Linked DNA regions of Homo sapiens: region 2 is linked to region 1. Evidence: read pairs that join two places in POLR2A ChIA-PET (ENCODE). Cell type or tissue: A673. All regions are shown on one strand. Region 1 overlaps B4GALT5 (beta-1,4-galactosyltransferase 5). Region 2 overlaps DDX27 (DEAD-box helicase 27).

Evidence for each region. ChIA-PET counts read pairs that join two places held together with the same protein. Peaks named below come from ENCODE experiments on the same cell type or tissue, not always from the same donor. Only the 100,000 strongest peaks of a DNase experiment are listed, where the experiment ranks them.
Region 2: POLR2A ChIA-PET joins it to region 1 with 6 read pairs; 3 of 35 experiments call an interaction of 5 or more read pairs at or near these places.

The regions. Positions count from the first base shown.
Region 1 is chr20:49,677,563-49,680,062 of GRCh38, forward strand. The region is part of intron 1 of B4GALT5 (beta-1,4-galactosyltransferase 5); the gene reads right to left. Among named protein-coding and RNA genes, the nearest start is that of B4GALT5, 35 kb to the right of the region's middle. In A673, no CTCF peak of the experiment used is centred here; a DNase peak (open chromatin) is centred at 1,389; H3K27ac peaks cover 1,800 bases.
Region 2 is chr20:49,235,829-49,238,328 of GRCh38, forward strand. DDX27 (DEAD-box helicase 27) reads left to right here. Exons shown (of 21, transcript NM_017895.8): 13 at 322-403; 14 at 505-682. Among named protein-coding and RNA genes, the nearest start is that of DDX27, 18 kb to the left of the region's middle. In A673, no CTCF peak of the experiment used is centred here; no DNase peak of the experiment used is centred here.

The DNA of each region.
Region 1 (2,500 bases):
AACTTTGCAATCTATTTTTGAAGAATTGTCTGCAAAAAGAGTGGAAATTGAGTTTTTCTTACGCAGCTGAAAGGATAAAACAAAAATTACATATAATCAGAACACAATATAAAATAAGGATCGTACTCCCCCAAAATTACATCTGTATTTGGCTGTGAGAGGTGAAATATCTTTGATTGATTGATTGATTGATTGATTTTTGGGATGGAGTCTCACTCTAACGCCCTGGCTGGAGTGCAATGGTGCAATCTCGGCTCACTGCCATCTCCGCCTCCCAAGTTGAAGCAATTCTCCTGCCTCAGCCTCCTGAGTAGCTGGGATTACAGGCATGTGCCACCATGCCCAGCTAATTTTTGTATTTTTTAGTAGAGACAGGAGTTTCACCATGTTGGTCAGGCTGGTCTCGAACCCCTGACCTCAGGTGATCTGCCCGCCTCAGCCTCCCCAAGTGCTGGAATTATAGGCGTGAGTCATCACGCCCAGCCTGAAATATCTTTTAAATCTTGTTAGCATGTGCTCTGAAAGATATGTTCCACCTTAGGACAAACAGCAAACAAACTTTATTTCTTCAGAACACAGCAAATGGCAGGGTAGAGAATCAAATGACACTGGAAGTGGGGCCTTGATCTCACCCCTCCTGATATGGCAAGCACACAGGGCCTAGAGTCCTGGGCTAAACTAAAAGATGAAGGTCAACTTGGTTACTAATTTCGCAGAGCAAGTCCAAGGCAATCAAAATAGAAAAGCAAAACCAACCCTGGAACTCACAAAGGACTGGACACATGTCATGGAATTATTTATAGTCTAGGACAGGTGAACAATAATTTGGCTGGACAAGAATGCAGGCCCTTTTCTGAGTTCACTCTCACTGTTCCAAGAATGAAGATGTCTTGCTATTCTAGCTGCAAGACAGGCACCAGCCATGAGTCCCTACGTGGTGGTGTGCATGCTGCCTCTGAAGGACAAGCCTCATAATTATCTGGCCAAGATATCTTGAAAGAAGCCTACTAATGCATAAAATACATAATCACTGAGCCCTGGAAGCCATCCAGGTACCCTCGGGCCTTTGGGAGTTGGACAGACATGTAGCAAGGACACATTCTCTCAAACTTCCTCCTAACACAAGCCTTAATCAATATTAAGGGTTAAAAGGTTTCATTTAACTTCGATAAAGTAGGTATTAGTACTCTCATAGAAAAACAAGCTGAGACTCAATCACTGCTTTCATTTGGCTTAACAGCTCACTACTAGGCTTGCTACTAAGACCTTGAAGATCCTTGGCTTCCATATCCACTTCAATATAAACATTGTTAGTGCTGTTACTGGTAATGGGGGCTGGGGGGAATCCCCAGGGTTCCTGGAGCACAAAGCAAAGTTCCCTCCATTCTCCTAATTACATTAATTTAATCCCTTGCCCACTACATGATTACATTAAAAGGGGCTGGGGGTGGGGAGGGTAACATAAAGCCAAGACCCAAAGTTAACCACAATACAAAAGGAGAGAAGAATGGATACTATGATCTTCCTTTTAAACTTTCATTATAGCTGACTGCAGAACTGCTGGGATGACTCAATAGATTATGGGAAATGGCCTAAAAGTCTACTGGAAACCAGACTGAACTGTGGCCACATCTTAAAAATAACCTCTTGCCTCTAATTTTCTTCTCCCCCAATTTTTTTGACTAAAAAGGGTTTTTTGCTGTTTCGTTGTTGTTGTTTCGCAATCACCAGTCCTAAAATGAAGCTAAAAATTTATTTTCATTTTATCCTTGGTCATTCTCTAGCACCACAATCAAGAACATTAATGAGTCTTTCCTACAATACCGAAAGTTAGTTAAACAAATACCTTGTTTCCCAGCACTTTGGGAGGCCGAGACAGGCGGATCATGAGGTCAGAAGTTCGAGACCAGCCTGGCTAACAGGGTGAAACCCCGTCTCTACTAAAAAAAAAAAAATACAAAAAATTAGCCAGGCGTGGTGGCATGCACCTGTAGTCCCAGCTACTCAGGAGGCTGAGGCAGGAGAATCACTTGAACCCAGGAGGCGGAGGTTGCAGTGAGCCGAGATCCCACCACTGCACTCCAACCTGGGCAACAAAGTGAGACTACATCTTCAAAAAAAACAAAAACAAAAAACAAAAACCTTGTTTCACACATCAGCTGAACTTTCAGTGGACCTGACTACTGAACCCCAAAGGACAGCCAGGTTTTCCTTTAACACATATTGCTGCCATAAAAACTGCTGTTATCAGGCAAAGAATGAATAGGTTATTTAGGAAATATGGCAAATATTTAATAACTGATTTTTTTCAGTATACCTGCCTTGAAGCAACAGGGAAATATTACAGGACTTGGCCCCTAAGCTCAGCAATTTGTCAAATGAGTAAGTGGTAAAATCACGCTCTCCAAGATACCTCTCACTAAATACATTTATCACATTCCAGAAGAAGAAAACTATTTTGACTTGATTGCTACCTTTAAACTGTCCCTTTTTCAGGTTT
Region 2 (2,500 bases), 440 kb before region 1:
CGCCTCCCAGGTTCACGCCATTCTCCTGCCTCAGCCTCCCAAGTAGCTGGGACTACAGGCGCCCGCCACCATGCCTGGCTAATTTTTTGTATTTTTAGTAGAGACGGGGTTTCACCGTGTTAGCGAGGATGGTCTCGATCTCCTGACCTCGTGATCTGCCCACCTCGGCCTCCCAAAGTGCTGGGATTACAGGCGTGAGCCACCGTGCCCAGCCTCTATCCCCATTTTAATGCCCTGTTCTGTCCTCTGCTGGCTCAGGCTCTTGTGGAGCATTATTAGGGGAGGGTGTCTGGATGAACAGCTGTTTGTGACTGTTTCTAGGCGTTTTAAGGATGAACAGATTGACATCCTCGTGGCCACTGATGTGGCAGCCCGTGGACTTGACATTGAGGGGGTCAAAACGGTGAGCAGACACTATCTTCCTTGGACTTTTGGTGGAAGTCTTTTTGCCTCTTCGCACCCCCCTTCCCTTGCCAGGCCTGACGTTCATTTTTGACCTTCTAGGTAATCAACTTCACAATGCCTAATACCATCAAACATTATGTCCACCGGGTGGGGCGAACAGCACGTGCTGGCAGGGCTGGGCGCTCAGTCTCTCTGGTGGGAGAAGATGAGCGGAAGATGCTGAAGGAGATTGTAAAAGCTGCCAAGGCCCCTGTGAAGGCCAGGATACTTCCCCAAGGTGAGCAGGCACCCCTGTGGCAGTGCAGAATGGCTCGGTGGGCGGGGCAAGGACAGAGTGTAATGGCTGAGAGCAGGTACTTTGCAGTTCAGAGCCAGATTTGAATTCCAGCCCTGCTGCTTCCTTGCCGAGTGACCATGTGCAGGTTTCACCTCACCTCTCTGAGCTTGCCTCCTGTGTGTAGAAGGGAATTATGACAGAATTGTAAACACAGTGCCCCATTTAGGTGGAAATTGAGAAGAGAAGGTTGCTTGGGGCAAAATTCTCACTAAACTCCTCTTTCCCTTACTGTTGGTGGTGGGGAAGAGAGAGATCAGTACTCATTCTTTTTGGGTCCTTTCATTGATTTTGTTCCTCTGATCTGTGGGGGTCTTATAAAGCACATCCTCTTTAAAGTCTTTTTTTGTTTTGTTTTGTTCTTGAATTCCTAGGCTCAAGCAATCCACCCACCTTCTGCCTCCCAAAGTGCCGGGATTAACAGTAATGAGCCACCATGCCCAGCCTTAAAAATTTTTAAAGTTATAAAAATAATACATATTTAGCCTGAGCATGGTAGCTCTTGCCTATAACCCAGCACTTTGGGAGGCCAAGGCAGGAGGATTGCTAGAGGCCAGGAGTTCAAGACCAACCTGAGCAATATAGTGAGCTGCCTGTCTCTAAAAAAAAAAAATTAGCTGGGCATGGTGGTGTGTGCCTGTAGTCCCAGCTATTCAGAAGGCTGAGGCAGGAGATCTCTTAAATCCAGGAGGTTGAGGCTGCAGTGAGCTATGATTGTGCCACTGCACTGCAGCCTGGGCAAAAGTGCAAGACCCTGTCTCTAAAAAATGAAATGAAAAGTACGTATTTATTGTTGGAAATTAGTAAATAAAAAAAAATGTAATTCTGTGTCAAAGAGCTCACCACTGGTAGCATTTAGGTGTATGTCTTTTCAAACCATTTTTCCTTTCTTAAATGTCCCTTTTATTTTTTTCATTTTCATTGTCTTCATTTAATCAGCGACTAGTTATTGAGTCCTGCTGTGGGCCTAGTGCTATTGATTCTGTTCTAGGTGCTGGGGATACAGCAGGGAACAAAGCAGAGCTGTGGTTCTGGGAGAAAGAGACAATAAATAAGCTAACAGTAGATGTGATTGAGAACAGCAGGAGGAGACTGCCTCATTAAGCTGTTAAGGAAAGGCCTCTGCACAGCTGGCATTGGAGCTGAGTCCTGGGTGATCGGAATGAGGCAGCCATGAGAGGTCTGAGGGCAAAGTGCTGAGCTGAGAGAACAAGGGTGGAGGCTGTGAGGTAGGAACGAGCTTAGTGTGTGAGAACAAGAGAAAGGTCAGGAGGCTCAGGCGTGGTGAGCAGGGACACACAGAAGATCAGAGCGGTAGGCAGGGGCCACTCTGAGTCTGGGGGATATGAAGCAGAGAAGGCACACATTACAGACACCATTTCCTATGTCAGTAAATGCACAGCTAAATTATTTTCATCAGTTACACAGTATTAGTAGTCACCCTTATTTTATTTTATTTAATTTATTTTTGAGATGGAGTCTTGCTCTGTTGCCAGGCTGGAGTGCAGTGGTGCGATCTCGGCCCATTGCAACCTCTGCGTCCCGGGTTCAAGTGATCCTCCTGCCTCAGCCTCCCAAGTAGCTGGGACTACAGGTGCATGCCACCACGCCCAGCTAATTTTTATATTTTTAGTACAGGTGGGGTTTCACCATGTTGTCCAGGATGGTCTCGATCTCTTGACCTCGTGATCCACCCGCCTTGGCCTCCCAAAGTGCTGGGATTACAGGCTTGAGCCACTGCCTTATTTTGTTTAAGATAAG